Regions from separate parts of the Homo sapiens genome. Here region 1 is linked to region 2. A link is an interaction called in ENCODE POLR2A ChIA-PET data of the cell type or tissue named here. Cell type or tissue: HepG2. All regions are shown on one strand. Each heading gives the region's core, and the rest is flanking DNA. Links, peaks and the distances in the headings are about the cores only.

Region 1 (9,685 bases), core at 2,219-6,218, 87 kb after region 2:
TACTAACTATATGAATTTGGAGAAATTCTTTAATTTTTGTAATTTTATTCTTTAAAAATAAAATTTTTACCTTTATACATTGTGATGTATAAATTTGAGTCTTTACAACGTGACTTTATTTTGTATTAAATGTGATTATGAGGCTGGCCACGGTGGCTCAGGCCTGTAATCCTAGCCTGTAATTACTTGGGAGGCTGAGGCAGGAGAAAAGCTTGAACCCAGGAAGTAGAAGTTGCAGTGAGCTGAGACTGTGCCACTGCACTCCAGCCTGGTAACAGAGTGAGACTCCATCTCAAAAAAAAAAAAAAGTGATTATGACTGCTAGATTGCTAGTTACGACTGAGAAGTATGTTATGGGAAGGAATAGCTGCAATGTTTTTCCTTTAACATGACCAAGTAATTCTAAAATGTATTTGGAAGACAAAATGGTACAAGTTTCTTCCCCTATAAAATGAGGGAATTTAGATGCTATGTCAAGATCTATTCGGGGTAACAGAAACCACATCAAATAGTTACAACAGCAAGAATTTAATGCAAAGATTTTGACGCATAACTGAGGGAGGATCTAAGGGACAAAAGGAACAGTGAAGTAACCCAGAGTTTAGAGATAGCAAGAAGTGACTACCAACCCTCGGTTGGCAAGGTAAAGGAAGGAGGCAGTGTTACTGGAGCCCAGAGGCCTGGGTTCCCAAAGGAAGCTGAAACTAAGAGAGCTAGATCCTCTTCTATTAGGATGTGTCCACAGAACCCAGTCTAAGAAATCATGACTTGGCCAGGCACAGTGCCTCATGCCTGTAATCCCAGCACTTTGAGAGGCCGAGGCAGGTGGATCACGAGGTCAAGAGATTGAGACCATCCTGGCCAACATAGTGAAACCCCATCTCTACTAAAAATACAATAATTAGCTGGGCATGGTGGGCACACGCCTGTAGTCCCAGCTACTCGGGAGGTTAAGGCAGGAGAATCTCTTGAACCTAGGAGGTGGAGGTTGCAGTGAGCTGAGATCGTGCCACTGCACTCCAGCCTGGTGACAGAGCGAGACTCCGTCTCAAAAAAAAAAAAAAAAAAAAAATCATGACTTTAAAATGAAACTAGAATCAGAAAATGGGCAAAGGACTTGAATAGGTATTCTCTAAAGAAGATATATAGATGGCCAATAAGCATGTGAAAAGATGCAAGATGCTCATCATCCTTAGTCATCAGGGAAATGAAAATCAAAACCACAATGTGACATCATCACTGCACACTTACTAGGATGGCTATAGTCCAAAAAATGGAAAATTACAAATGCTGACAAAGATGTGGAGAAACTGGAACCATAGTTCATTGCTGGTGGCAACGTAAAACTGTACAGTTGCTGCAGAAAACAGTTTGTCAATTCTCAAAAAATTTAAATACAGAATTACCATATGTCTCAGCAATTATACTCAAAAAAAAAAAAAAAAAAAAGGAAAACCGGTACTCAAATAAATACTTGTACACCAATGTTCATAGAAGCATTATTCATAATAGCCCCAAATTGGAAATAACCCAAGTGCCTATCATTAGATGAATGATAAACAAAATGTGGTATATATACATACATATATATATGTATGTATATATACACAATGGAATATTAATAAAGCCATAAAAAGAAATGAAGTTTTTTTTTGAGACAGGGACTTGCTCTGTCACCCAGGCCGGAATGCAGCAGACTGATCAGAGCTTACTGCAGCCTTGACCTCCTGGATTCAAGGGATTCTCCCACTTCAGCCTCCCAAGTAGCTGGGACTATAGGCACTCGCCACCCAGACTGGCTAATTTTTTTATTTTTATTTTTTGTAAAGACGAAATCTCACTATGTTGTCCAGACTGGTCTTGAACTCCTGGTCTCAAGGGATCCTTCCACTTCAGCCTCCCAAAGTGCTGGGATTACAGGTGTGAGCCACTGAGCTCAACCAGAAATGAAGTTCTGATACATGCCACAATATGGATGAACTTTGAAAACAGTATGCTAATTAGCATAAGCCAGGCATAAAATAACAATTATTGTATGATTCCACTTATTCGAGTTACCTAGAATAGACAAATTCATAGAGATAGAAAGAATGGTGGTTACCAGAGGCTTGGGAGAGGAGGGGAAAAGGAATGCTAAACAGGTATAGAGTTTCTATTTGGGATGATGAAATAGTGGTGATGGTTACATAATACTATGAAAGTGCTTACTGCCATGGAATTGAACACTTAAAAATGTTTAAAATCGCCGGGCGTGGTGGCTTACGCCTGTAATCCCATCACTTTGGGAGGCCAAGGCGGGCGGATCACGAGGTCAGGAGATCGAGACCATCCTGGCTAACACGGTGAAACCCCGTCTCTACTAAAAATACAAAAAATTAGCCGGGCGTGGTGGCGGGAGCCTGTAGTCCCAGCTACTCGGGAGGCTGAGGCAGGAGAATGGTGTAAGTAAACCCGGGAGGCGGAGCTTGCAGTGAGCGTACATCGCGCCACTGCACTCCAGCCTGGGCGACAGAGCAAGACTCCGTCTCAAAAAAATAAAATAAAATAAATAAAGAAATAAAATAAAATAAAATCGCTGGGCGCAGTGGCTCACGCCTGTAATCCTAGCACTTTGGGAGGCCGAGGAAGGTGGATCACCTCAGGTCAGGAGTTCAAGACAAGCCTGGCCAACATGGTGAAACTCCATTCTCTAATAAAAATATAAAAAAATTAGCCGGGCATGGTGGTGGTGGGTGCCTGTAATCCCAGCTATTCAGGGGGCTGAGGTAGGAGAATTGCTTGAACCTGGGAGGCGGAGGTTGCAGTGAGCCGAGATCATGCCATTGCACTCTAGTGTGGGCAACAAGAGTGAAACTCCATCTCAAAAAAAAAAAAAAAAAAGTTTAAAATGGTAAGTTCTTGTTATGTATGTCTTACCACAATTTAAATAATATTAAAAACTGGATTTTCAATGAATAAAATCTTTCAATTATGAAATTGCTGGGATTATAGGCGTTATCCCTATAAAACAGAAGTTGTCTTTAAAAGATCACTAAGAGAAAAAAATTAAAAAGGCTGGGTGCAGTGGCTCATGCCTGTAATCCCAAACTTTGGGGGGCCAAGGTGGGTGGATCACCTGAGGTCGGGAGTTCGAGACCAGCCTGACCAACATGGAGAAACCCAGTCTTTACTAAAAATACAAAATTAGCCGGGCATGGTGGCACATGCCTGTAATCACAGCTACTTGGGAGGCTGAGGCAGGAAAATCGCTTGAACCTGGGAGGCAGAGGTTGCAGTGAGCCGAGATCATGCCATTGTACTCCAGCCTGGGCAACAAGAGTGAAACTCCATCTCAAAAAAAAAAAAAAAAAAAGAAAAGAAAATTAAAAAGAAAAATGAGCTCATATCTCTGCAGATCAAGAAACATTGTCACATGCTATATTATCAGCCAATATAGCCATACTTGCGAGTAGTGTCATTTCTCATTATTCCCAAAAGGATTGCATTCATATCGACTCTTACTAATGAAATTGCTACCTTTCACTGGGTGAGGTGGCTCACGCCTGTAATCCCAGCACTTTGGGAGGCCAAGGCAGGCGGATTACTTGAGGTCAGGAGTTTGAGACTAGCCTGGCCAACATGGTGAAACCCTGGCTCTACAAAAATACCAAAATTAGCTGGTCATGATGGTGGCACGCGCCTGTAATCCCAGCTACTTGGGAAGCTGAGGCAGGAGAGTCACTTGAACCCGAGAGGTGGAGGTTGCAGTGAGCCGAGATCGTGCCACTGCACTCCAGCCTGGGTGACAGAGGGAGACTCCGTCTCAAAAAAAAAAAAGAAAAAACCCAAAAAAGCAGTATTAAAAATAACCCCTAATAAGTTCTATTTAGGCAATATGGTAAATCAGATATGCAGAGAAACCCTCAGGATGAATACCTGAACATGTGAGATAAAAGGCAAACATGTTCTAGAATGCATGGTTTAACTAGCAGGAAAGTAAGGGATATACTTGAAGGACTAAAACAATAGGTAGACATAAATCCTGAGAGGTATTATGCGGCTGACCCAGAGCACTTTGAGAACATCTACATATCCTTGGTGGCCTAAAGTCAAGGGAGCAGCAGATAAAGCTTGGACACAGATAAGGAGACCTCCACATAAAGACAGGACCTTCAAAAGGCAATACCTTCACTGGATGAACCAGAAAAAAACTTGCCCTAGACAGATATGGTGGGGCTACATCCTATCTGTAGGCTTGGTTCTAGCAGAAGGGAAAATAAGAAAAAATGTCACCCCCTAAGAATTGCTAATCACATACTCTCCTTTACTTGGTGTGATAGACTGTATTTTCCAAAAGTAGCTACAGCAATATTTCTAGTCCCATATGCACTTGTAGAATGTCTACATTCCCCTTTAGGAGGTGGAATCTAATTCTCTCCTTAAACCTGGATGTGGCTTATGATACTGCAAGATTTTTAAGGATAGGTCATAAAAGGAAATATGGTTATCCCTAGCACAGGCTCTTTCTTAGGACACTTGCCCAAGAACCCAGCCACCAGGTTGTGAGGAAGCCCAGGTCACATGGATATACCATATGTGGATGTTCTGGCTGACATCTGTAGCAAAGTCCCCAGCTGACAGCCAGATACGTAAGTGCATGAGTATTCAGGTGATTCCAGCCCCTAGTCTTTGGGTCCTCCAAATGAGGTACTAAACATTGTGAGGCAGAGACAAGTATACTTTGTCTGAAACCATGAAAAAAAAGGTGATTGGTTTTTCTTGTTGTTGTTTGTTTTTGAGACATGGGCTTAGTCTATAAGGCATGATCATCATAGCTTACTCTAGTCGCAAACTCCTGGGCTCAAGTGTTCTTCCACCTCAGCCTCCCAAGTAGCTGAGACTACATGCAGCTGCCACCAAGCCTGGCTAACTTTTTTTTTTTTTTTTTCCTGGTCTGGCTATGTTGCCCAGGCTGAACTCTTGGGTTAAGTGATCCTCCTGCTTCGGCCTCAGAAAGTGCCAGGATTATAGGTGTGTGCCAGCACACAGGCTGGAAAGATTTAATTATGGTTTTAAGCTACAAGGTCTTGAGACAATTTGTTTCACAGCATTCCACAGTGAATGCTCTTGGGTTTGATCCCTGAATTTATATGACCTCTATGGCCTGAAAAATCTCAATCTAAAATTTTAGAGTGATGAGAGGTAGGTAGTGCCCTTAGCTACCTGGCTGAAGCTAAAGTAAATCACCAAAATATTACCACAAATATGGTTCTAAGAAACACGTGCAAAAAACAAAACAACAACAACAACAAAAGAAAACAAAAGGCCAGGCACGGTGGCTCACGCCTGTAATCCCAGGTGTGAAACCCCATCTCTACTGAAAAAAAAAAAAAAAATTAGCCGGGCATGGTGGCAGGTGACTGTAGTCCCAGCTACTCAGGAGGCTGAGGCAGGAGAATGGCGTGAACCCAGGAGGCGGAGCTTGCAGTGAGCTGAGATTGTGCCACTGCACTTCAGCCTGGGCAACAGAGCTAGACTCCGTATCAAAAAAAAAAAAAAAAAAAAAAAGAAACGTGCTTACATTTAAAAAAATCACAAAATACACATGGAACCGAGTCACCCCGAATGAATTACTAGAACAAAGAACAGAATCAGATATACAGACTGCAGAAACTGGAATTATTAGAAGCAGATATAAATGTTTAATATATTTAAAGAAATTAAAGAGGATACTGAAGTATGAGAAAGTAACAGACTATATTTGCAAAAGGAATGTCTACACATAAGAACAGATTAATGGACACAATGACATAATCATCTCAATACACATTTAAGACCTTAATTATAAAACTATTAACAGATAGTAAAGAAGGCCAACATATAATAAATGGAAGCATACCATAGTATCAGAGACAGAAAGGCTTTATATTGGAAATGTCAGTTCTCCTTATATTAATCAGTAGAGTCAGTGAAATTCCAATAAAAATGCCAGCAAGGGCCACGCACTGTGGCTCACGCCTGTAATCCCAGCACTTTGGGAGGCTGAGGTGGGCGGATCACGAGGTCAGGAGATCGAGACCATCCTGGCTAACACGGTGAAACCCTATTTCTGCTAAAAATACAAAAAATTAGCCGGGCATGGTGGCACATGCCCGTAGTCCCAGCTATTTGGGAGGCTGAGGCAGGAGAATCGCTTGAACCTGGGAGGTGGAGGTTGCAGTGAGCCGAGACTGCGCCACTGCACTCCAGCCTGGACGTCAGAGTGAGACTCTGTCACAAGGGGGAAAAAATGTCAGCAAGATTTTTCCTTGAACATCACCAAGCTAATTCTAAAATGTATTTGGGGGCTGGGCATGGTGGCTCATCCTGTAATCCCAGCACTTTGGGAGGCCAAGAAGGATTGGATCACCTGAGGTCAAGAGTTGGAGACCAGCCTGGCCAACATGGCAAAATCCCGTCTCTACTAAAAATACAAAAATTAGCTGGGCGTGGTGGTGCATGCCTGTAGTCCCAGCTACTCGGGAGGCTGAAGCAGGGGGATCACTTGAATCCAGGAGGCGGAGGCTACAGTGAGCCAAGATTGTGCAACAGTGAGGCTCTGTCTTCCCCCATAAAAAAGGTATTTGGAAAAAGGGTCAAAAACAGCAAACATACCCTGAAGAACAATCAGAAGACTATTCATATCAGATAATAGCGCTTCTATAATATAGTGTAGCTTTCTTTTCCCCCTGAGACGGAGTCTTGCTCTGTCGCAAGAGCAAGAGGCTGGAGTGCAGTGGCGCAATCTTGGCTCACTGCAACCTCCGCCTCCCAGGTTCAAGTGATTCTCCTGCCTCAGCCTCCTGAGTAGCTGGGACTACAGGCGCACATCACCATGCCCAGCTAATTTTTGTATTTTTAGTAGAGACAGGGTTTCACCACGTTGGCCAAGATGGTCCTGCTCTCTTGAACTAGTGATCCACCCGTCTCTGTCTCCCAAAGTGCTGGGATTACAGGCGTGAACCAACACTTCTGGCCTAGTGTAGCTTTTATAAGCTACAGTAATTAAGACAGGGTTGTTGAGATGACTAAAGTGTATAGACCAGAATTACATGGAAATCTGATATATGAGAGCTGGCAGTGCAGTCTAGAGAAGAAAGGCTGGGCTGAATTGATTTTCCTGACTCCAATCTTTCCTTCCAAACCATTCTCCCCATTGCCACCAGAATGAGCTTTCTTTTTTTTTTTTCTTTTTTAAATAGATGGGGTCTCACTATGTTGACCAGGTTGGTCTTGAACTCCTGGCCTCAAGCAATCCTCCCACTTTGGCCTCCCAAAGTACTGGGATTACAGGCATGAGCCACCACACCCGGTCCAAGACTGAGCTTTTATTTTTGAGATAGAGTCTAGCTCTGTCGCTCAGGCTGAAGTGCAGTGGAGCGATCTTGGCTCACTGCAACCTCCACCTCCTGGGTTCAAGCAATTCTTCTGCCTCAGCCTCCTGAGTAGCTGGGATTACAGGCATCCACCACCACACCCGGCTAATTTTTGTATTTTTAGTAGAGATGGGGTTTCGCCGTGTTTGCCAGGCTGGTCTCGAACTCCTGACCTTGTGATCTGCCCACCTTGGCCTCCCAAAGTTCTGGGGTTACAGGCACGAGCCACTGCGCCTGGCCAAGAATGAGCTTTCTAAAACACAAAACTGATTATGTTACTTCTCTACCATATATATTCAATGACATCCTACTATATAAGAGATGCATCTATTAGTAGGTATTTTAGTGGTCACATAAATTGGAGGAATACTGGATTAAACCAAGTCAAAATTTTTTACAGCAATGCTTCTCAAAGATGTTGATATTCTCATAAAGACTGTAAACGTCTACATAGAGGATAGCACATCTGGCTATTCTCCAAACTTGACCGAGGCATTCTTTTCATTTTATTTATTTATTTTTTCTGAGTCAGAGTCTTGCTCTATTGCCCAGGCTGGATTGCAATGGCACAATCTCTGCTCACTGCAATCTCCACCTACTGGGTTCAAGCGATTCTCCTGTCTCAGCCTCCAGAGTAGCTGGGATTACAGGCATGCACCACCACACCTGGCTAATTTTTGTATTTTTAGTAGAAATGGGGTTTCACCAAGCTGGCCAGGCTGGTCTGGAACTCCTGACCTCACGTGATGCACCTGTCTCGGCCTCCCAAAGTGCTGGGATTACTGGTGTAAGCTACTGTGCCTGGCCTCTTTTTTTTTTTTTTTAATAGCAGCTTGATGAACTAATGTTCCTTGGAACATACACTGGGAATCAATTTAGATATTTCATCAACTGACAAGGCATACAAGGCAATGTGAGAGGCAGATTGGGTGTAACGGTTTTAGAACAGAGAAAAACCACAGGGTCCTGGCTTCTTTACACTGTAGCTGGTCACTTCAGTTGTTACTTAAACTTTGTGATTCAGTTCCCATACTTGTATAATGGAAAAAACAATAGTACCTACCTCACAGAGTTGCTGACAGGATGAAATGAGCCACCAATAACAAAGCAATTATTATTTTTTCCCTGCTTCTCCCTTTCCCTTAAACTGAAGATCTTGTTAGAATGAATTATTCATGCAAATCCAAGAGTTACTGATGCCTTTACTACTGCTTGCTTCCTATATATATATCTACTCCTATTTTTAAAGTCCAGCTCAAAAGAAAACCAATTTGGAGATTTCCTTAATCTAAACCCCTGAAAAGAGATTTAATGCTTTTTTCCATTTTGTGTCCATAGTACTTTCTCCATCAAAACATCATAGCTTTCATTACATTACAAATTAATAGCTTCCTGTTTTTTATATTAAAATGTTAAATCAGCAGAATAGATAATGTTTAATCCACACGTTTGAATGACTTGTGAATTTAAGAAGGGATTTTAAAAATTAGACCAGGAGCAGTGGCTCATGCTGTAATCCTATTATTTTGGGAGGCCAAGGCAGGTGGATCACTTGAGGAGTTCAAGACCAGCCTGGCCAACAAGGTGAAACCCTATCTCCATTAAAAATGCAAAAATTGGCCAGGCGTGGTGGCTCACGTCTGTAATCCCAGCATTCTGGGAGGCCGAGGTGGGCGAATCACGAGGTCAGGAGTTCAAGAGCAGCCCAGCCAACATGGTGAAACCCTGTCTCTACTAAAAACACAAAAAATTAGCTGGGCATAGTGGCGGGCACCTGTAATCCCAGCTACTTGGGAGGCTGAGGCAGGAGAATCACTTGAACCCAGGAGGCGGAGGTTGCAGTGAGCCGAGATTGTGCCACTGCACTCCAGCCTGGGAGACAGAGCTAGACTCAAAACAAAACAAAAACAAAAACAAAAATTAGCCAGGTATGGTGATGCATGCCTGTAGTCCCAGCTACTTGGGAGGCTGAGGCAGGAGAATTGCTTGAATCCAGGAGGCAGAGGTTGCAGTGACCCAAGATTGCGCCATTGCACTCCAGCCCGGGCGACAGTGAGACTCCGTCTCAAAAAAAAAAAAAAAAAAAGTTGGGTGTGCTGGCACACGCCTATAGTCTCAACTATTGGTAGGCTGAGGCGGGAGGATCACTTGAGCCCAAGACTTGGAGGCTGTAGGGAGCTGTGATCCAGTCAGCTTTTAGTTTTATTTATATTTTATATTGCAACTATAGGAGTCAAATTAAGCAAGTTTGTTTCAAGATTTTCAAGAGAAGCCTGGATTTTATTTGCAAA
Region 2 (7,520 bases), core at 550-4,549:
AAGCTTTGCCCATTAGAGAATGAAGGTAACTGTGCTGGACTCTTCATAGTTTTTCTCTTGGAAGTGTAATGTGAGTATGATGGGGGAATATTTTACAATGCTAACTGATAGCTCTTCCCTGATATTTCCTTTCTCCTTTCTGAGCTTCCCTACGCCTACCTTCTGACAGTGCAGGTCATTCTGTGCTCGCCACCTTAAGAGGAGGGGAGTGTCAACTGCAATGAGCTCCAAGTCTCTTCCCCACTTTGTTGTTTAGAAAGCTGGGGGCAGAGAAGGATTGGGAAGGTAGCCCCAGCAACACACAGACACACATATGAACAGAGACTCTTGGGAGCAGGGGTTAAACAAGAGAAGTTGAGAGACAATTGACAAATTCATGGAACTGACTGCCTGGCAGAGCCTGAGAGGTAGAAAAACCTGAAAAAGGAGCCGGGCGCGGTGGCTCACGCCTGTAAACCCAGCACTTTGGGAGGCCGAGGCAAGCGGATCACGAGGTCAGGAGTTCGGCACCAGCCTGGCCAATATGGTGAAACTCCGTCTCTAATAAAAATACAAAAATTAACCGGGCGTGGTGGCATGCACCAGTAGTTCCCAGCTACTCAGGAGGCTGAGGCAGGAGGCGGAGGCTGCAGTGAGCTGAGATCACGCCACTGCACACCAGCCTGGGTGACAGAGCGAGACTCTGTCTCAAAAAAAAAAAAAAAAAAAAAAAAAGAAAGAAAGAAAGAAAGAAAGAAAAGAAAAGACTGAAAAAACTTTCTGGGATCCTGAGAATGAAGTGGCTTGTCCTGTACTCTGGGCAAAGCCCTGTGGATATTCTGATGTCCAGGGAAAGCAGTGAGCTAGAGGCGCTGTCTGGAAGTAGAGCTTATAGCCCTTAAAGCCACAGGAGAAGCTGTGCTGAGGAGGACTGGGGAGTGAGCCCTGGGGACAGGGGGACCAAGGGGCCACTGGTGGGAGGGAAGCCGGGAAGAGAATGAGAAGTAGCCAGAAAGGCCAGAGTGAGGAGGGCAAGCTGGTGCCATATAAGTCAAAGCAGCATTGCAGTGAGGGACAGGCAGGGCCAGATGCCACAGAAGGTTCAAGGTGGCTGAGGACTAACGTGAGTCTAACGAATTTAGCAGGCAAGAGATGACTGTGGGGAAAAAGGTTGTGGCAGATTGGTGGCATGTCCATGAATTGTTTTATCTGAAGCACAGTGGCCCTCCTTCGTGCTGAGAGCCTGTGGCACTCCAGCCTCTTCTGAGGAAAATGGCCCCAGGCAGTTCTATCTACACAGAGTTGTCCCCTTGGGTTCTTTCTCTGCCCAGAATGACGCCTTCTCTATTTTCTCCACTTCAGTGGTGACTGGACCAGGAATGGGACCAGGTGACTCAATCTCAAGTGCCCCAGCCCCCTGCCTGTTGAGGTACTCTTTGTTTGCAATAGACCTGACCTGATCCTTTCTCTGGTGCAGTGTAAATTCTCGGAGAGAAATCACCAGGCTCAGTGTGCATCCAGAATGAGGTGGGACCATTTTTCCAGTTCTCCATGGGGCTTGCTGTCCATGCTAGTCTTGGAAGCTCAAGGCCTCAGAGTAACCATGTGGTTGGAAAGACCACTCTGGGGCTGCCTCATTTTTCCATATATCATCAAAAAAATTTGTATTTCAGACTGTAACCAGGGAATGTTTCTTTCCTGAATTTGAAGGGACCTAATGCGACTAGGAGCATGTCTCTTCTAAAGCTGTGGCTGCTGGCTGGACCAGGAACCGAATAGTCTTTACAGGGAGAACAGTCTAGCCTCCCCTCATTCCATAGTCAAGGAAACAGGGAAATCTGCCTAGAAAGAGTATGTGGGTAAAATTCTAGCATCTTCCACCAAGTGATGTAAAATTTAAGGACAAGGAGGGTCTTCAGTTTGGATTGGTCTTCACATACATCTGACAGAATAATGAATGGAGAACTAGGATTCCTGAATTCTGCCTCTGCCATAGTTTAACCTTGTGGTGCTGGGCAAACCACTTCCCAGTGATTGGACTTAATGGTTGGTGAGGTCATTTCCAACTTTACATATTGCATTGCTTCAGTCTGAGTGTTAAGCATGTTTAGAAGAAGGTTATTAAATAAGTCCTTCCCTTCAAGTTGCTTCTTTCCTTCCTCAGTAGCTGGGACAGGCCTGCCACACCACTGATCAGGGGCCCAGGAGAAGCACTTTGCTAGGGGACAGGAAACACATCTATGTTTGTATGACTCTATGTCACTCAATACCTTTGAGCTTGCATTTTCTTTTTATTGGTAAAATGCAAATAAATATCAGTAAAATCGGGTGACTGTGAAGAACAAACACATTTCATATTATGTATGTATATCCTCCTTCTCCAAGAAAGATTTGAGAGTTGTATAAAACACATGACGGAAGTGAGAGTAAGGGGAAGAAGATGGTGAAGGTGGAGGCACACTGATTGACAGCACTCATTCCTTAAAGTCTTGTCCAGTGCCACAGGGCTTGCAAATTTGGCCCTCAAGCTTCCTGTGGCCACAGAAAAGAGATGAATAAAGTCAATTACCCCATTCGCAGTATTCAGTGTATAAAAAAGAATTCAGCTGTTTAGGAGACGAGCATTCGTACTAGGACTTGAGAGAGATTTCTCAGCGAGAGGACATGGTGAGATGCAGTGAGCAACATGGCCAAAAAGGGCTAGAAGATAAGCCAGCAGTGAGTTTCATGGGCTCAGATAACAAGTGGGAAAGTGCTTTAGACTTTAAACCATGAGCCCTAATCAAATAAACAAACCCTCCCCCACATCCATCACCCGGAGAATCATACCTCACAGCTGCATACAGAGCAATGTGATTGCTGTGGCCACTTACTCCCCCTGCATCGAAAGTCACCACCTGTAGAGAAACACAGGGTTTTCACTGAATGCCTTCTCCACCACCTCAACTTCAATGGAGCTGTCTCCTTCCCTTGGGAAGGAGAGAACAGAACCCTGAAACTTTTCAAATGCAGCATCTATCTGAAGTGACTTCTGAGCAGATCAGTGGTGTGTAGCTAGTGCTGTGGTTGACCACATAGAGACTGTTTTCCAGGGTTTGATGTTTTACTCTTGTTCCTAGCCAGTGGAGCAGAGTGGAATTCAGCCATGATAGTAACTTGGGTTCAGAATATCTTTGTTGCTTATTGGTTTAGCCATTTATTAGCACATTTAGAATTCCTGGCTAGCTTCTAAGTGAACTCTGTTTATGCAGATACAGCCTGAATTACTGGTTCTCTTTTTCTCATGCCATACTGAGGGCAAAAAAAGCTTTGAAGGACAATGTCCACCGTGTCCTGGGGTTGAGTTCATGGAAAAAGTGTATTTATTCATAGATTGCCTCTGTTTCCATTTTCACAGCTATATCAATATCTGTTTATTAACTACAAGCTCAGTCTGTATTCCAACATTTCATTTCTACACAAATGAATTAAAGAAAAAACAAATAGCTCCCTCTCCCTCTCCCTCTCCCCCCCCCTTCCCCCTCCCCTCTTTCCAAGGTCTCCTTCTGATGCTGAGCCGAAGCTGGACTGTACTGCTGCCATCTCGGCTTACTGCAACCTCCCTGCCTGATTCTCCTACCTCAGCCTGCCGAGTGCCTGCGATTGCAGGCGCGCGCCGCCACGCCTGACTGGTTTTCGTATTTTTTTGGTGGAGACGGGGTTTCGCTGTGTTGGCCGGGCTGGTCTCCAGCTCCTAACCGCAAGTGATCTGCCAGCCTTGGCCTCCCAAGGTGCCGGGATTGCAGACGGAGTCTCGTTCACTCAGTGCTCAATGTTGCCCAGGCTGGAGTGCAGTGGCGTGATCTCGGCTAGCTACAACCTCCACCTCCCAGCCGCCTGCCTTGGCCTCCCAAAGTGCCGAGATTGCAGCCTCTGCCCGGCCGCCACCCCGTCTGGGAAGTGAGGAGCGTCTCTGCCTGGCCACCCATCGTCTGGGATGTGAGGAGCCCCTCTGCCCGGCCGCCCAGTCTGGGAAGTGAGGAGCGCCTCTTCCCGGCCGCCATCCCGTCTAGGAAGTGAGGAGCGCCTCCACCCGGCTGCCCATCGTCTGAGATGTGGGGAGCGCCTCTGCCCTGCCGCCCCATCTGGGATGTGAGGAGCGCCTCTGCCCGGCCGCGACCCCCGTCTGGGAGGTGAGGAGCGTCTCTGCCCGGCCTCCCCGTCTGAGAAGTGAGGAGCCCCTCCGCCCGGCAGCCGCCCCATCTGGGAAGTGAGGAGCGTCTCCGCCCAGCAGCCGCCCCGTCCGGGAGGGAGGTGGGGGGCTGCGGGCAGCCCCCGCCCGGCCAGCCGCCCCCTCCGGGAGGGAGGTGGGGGGGCAGCCCCCACCCGGCCAGCCACCCCGTCCGGGAGGTTGGGGGCGCCTCTGCCCGGCCACCCCGTCTGGGAAGTGAGGAGCCCCTCTGCCCGGCCACCACCCCGTCTGGGAGGTGTACCCAACAGCTCATTGAGAACGGGCCATGATGACGATGGCGGTTTTGTGGAATAGAAAAGGGGGAAAGGTGGGGAAAAGATAGAGAAATCAGATTGTTGCTGTGTCTGTGTAGAAGGAGGTAGACCTGGGAGACTTCATTTTGTTCTGTACTAAGAAAAATTCTTCTGCCTTGCGATGCTGTTGATCTCTGACCTTACCCCCAACCCTGTGCTCTCTGAAACATGTGCTGTGTCCACTCAGGGTTAAATGGATTAAGGGCGGTGCAAGATGTGCTTTGTTAAACAGATGCTTGAAGGCAGCATGCTCGTTAAGAGTCATCACCACTCCCTAATCTCAAGTACCCAGGGACACAAACACTGCGGAAGGCCGCAGGGTCCTCTGCCTAGGAAAACCAGAGACCTTTGTTCACTTGTTTATCTGCTGACCTTCCCTCCACTATTGTCCTATGACCCTGCCAAATCCCCCTCTTCGAGAAACACCCAAGAATGATCAAAAAAAAAAAAAAGAAAGAAAACCTCTGTGCTTTGGGCTTTACCACTTATTGGGTTTGTGGCTTTTTGCAAGTTATATAACATGTCTGTGGTGCAATTATCTCATATGTAATCATAATTGTACTTCACACAATTGTCATAGAGATTTTCTGAGATAAATGATAATAATAATTGCTAAAAAAAAGAAAAAACAAATAATAATTTGAATAATAATAATAATAAGGCTAACTCAAATAATAAAAGAAATATAAAAACGACAACAAGGACTGAAGAAAGGATAGAATGATTGATTAGGGGTGATGAAAAGAGGCAAGCTGTCCCCAAGGAAAGGTGACCATCCTGCATGGATGAAGGAACCTGGAACTGGGATTGGAATGGGCTGGGAAGGGATTCGCTCTTGGTCTTTCTATTTTAAACTGTAAAGCATAATGACTGCATGTACAGCAAGCCCTCTGTTATAATAAGAGTGGCTAACATTTATTGAGCAAAGACATAGTATTAACCCTATCTTACACCTGAGGAAGTTCAGGAAGCAGAGGCCGAAGCTGTGATCACCTTGCCACTGAGTGGTGGAGCTGTTCTTGGGGTTTAGATCTTTCTGACTCCACAGTCCACGCTCTTTACAAGCATCCTCTATGTGAGAAGGCGTGCTACGCTGCAGGAAGAAGCACTGTGTAAAAGACCTTTGGGAGACTGAGGCGGGCAGATCACTTGAGGTCAGGAGTTCAAGACCAGCCTGGCCAACATGGCGAAACCCTCTCTACTAAAAATACAAAAATGAGCTGGGCGTGGTGGTGGGCACCTGTAATCCCAGCTACTTGGGAGGTTGAGGCAGGAGAATCGCCTGAACCCAGGAGGCGGAGATTGCAGTGAGCCAATATCACGCCACTGGACTCCAGCCTGGGTGACAAGAGCGAAACTCTGTCTCAAAAAAAAAGAATCAGAAGACCTGCACTCTTATTCTGACAGCTACCAACCAAGTACATGAGTTTCGATCAGTTATTCTTTCTCCTGGGGTCTGGAGAGCTCATCTGTGAGGGAATATCGTATTTCAGGCAAGCAAACACTCTGGTTAGAAGGATCATCTTGAGAGTCATTACTGGATCCCTTATTTGAAAAGATAAGTACATAGTTAACTTCACTGTTCATGGCACTGAACACACACACACACACACACACACACACACACACACACTTTTTAATAATTCAGAAGACATTTTAGGATCCTGTAACTTTAAAGTTACCACCATGAGCCTCAATTTATTAACATGTTGACAAAGTCAACAGAAGTGGTGGGTAATGGAAGAATTTTAACAACAGAATGCCATAATTCAAGAAAGTCTTCTAATGATTAATGTTTATATTTCTTTTTTCTTTCTTTCTTTCTTTTTTTTTTTTTTTTTTGAGATGGAGTCTCACTCTGTTGCCCAAGCTAGAGTGCAGTGGTGCGATCTTGGCTCACTGCAACCTCTGTCTCCTGGGTTCAAGAGATTCTCTCACCTCTGCCTCCTGAGTAGCTGGGACTACAGGTACGTGCCACCATGCCTGGCTAATTTTTGTATTTTCAGTAGAGACAGGGTTTCACCATGTTGGCTGTGCTGGTCTCAAACTCCTGACTAAAGTTATCCGCTTGCCTTGGCCTCCCAAAGTGTTGGGATTACAGGCGTGAGCCACCGTGCCCGGCCTAATGTTTATATTTCTTTCTTTCTTTTTTTTTTTAAGATGGAGTCTTGCTCTGTTGACCAGGCTGGAGCGCAGTGGCGCAATTTCTCGGCTCACTGCAACTTCTACCTCCTGGGTTCAAGCAATTCTCCTGCCTCCGCCTTCCGAGTAGCTGGGATTACAGGTGCATGCCACCACACCTAGCTAATTTTTTATATTTTTGGTAGAGATGGGGTTTCGTTATGTGGCCAGGCTGGTCTTCAACTCCTGACCTGGTGATCCACCCGCCTTGGCCTCCCAAGGTGCTGTGATTACAGGTGTGAGCCACCGTGCCCGGCCTAATGTTTATATTTCTATCCTGAACCAGATTACTGTTTTGTGCTCATCAATGGAATCCAAGTAAGAACTAATTCAAAAACGATGCTTTTCATGCTTCTGTCACTTACTTTTCAAACTGCTTTTATGCTCGCTTTATCGCTTTGCTCTTTAGGTCCCTAGAAGAAGACTAATCTAGTTATCTATGAGATGGTTAAGCGTTCCTGCTCTGCCATGCAGGCTATAGTGCAGTGGCATGATCATAGCTCACCGTAGCCTTGACCTCCTGGGCTCAAGCAATCCTCCCACCTCATCCTCCTAAGTAGCTGGGAAGACACTACTTTTACAGCTATTAATACACTACTTATACACTATTATTACAGCTATTACCACAACCTCAAAAAATAAATGTTTGGCTGGGCACAGTGTCTTATGCCTGGAATCCCAGCATTTCAGGAGGCTGAAGTAGGAGGATCGCTTGACCCCAGGAGTTTGAGACCAGCCTGGGCAATATGGCGAGACCTTGTCTTTACAGAAAGAAATTTTTTTAATTAGCTGGGCCCGGTGGCACGTGCCTGTAGTCTCAGCTACTTGGGAGAGGA

Evidence for each region. Peaks named below come from ENCODE experiments on the same cell type or tissue, not always from the same donor. Only the 100,000 strongest peaks of a DNase experiment are listed, where the experiment ranks them.
Region 1: POLR2A ChIA-PET joins it to region 2 with 11 read pairs; 9 of 35 experiments call an interaction of 5 or more read pairs at or near these places.

What each region holds. Positions count from the first base shown.
Region 1 is chr17:16,221,246-16,230,930 of GRCh38, reverse strand. All of the region lies in intron 1 of PIGL (phosphatidylinositol glycan anchor biosynthesis class L), which reads right to left. Among named protein-coding and RNA genes, the nearest start is that of PIGL, 8.9 kb to the right of the region's middle. In HepG2, for the core only: no CTCF peak of the experiment used is centred there; no DNase peak of the experiment used is centred there.
Region 2 is chr17:16,308,903-16,316,422 of GRCh38, reverse strand. PIGL (phosphatidylinositol glycan anchor biosynthesis class L) reads right to left here. Exons shown (of 7, transcript NM_004278.4): 4 at 2,809-2,876. Among named protein-coding and RNA genes, the nearest start is that of MIR1288, 31 kb to the right of the region's middle. In HepG2, for the core only: no CTCF peak of the experiment used is centred there; a DNase peak (open chromatin) is centred at 2,772; H3K4me3 peaks cover 485 bases.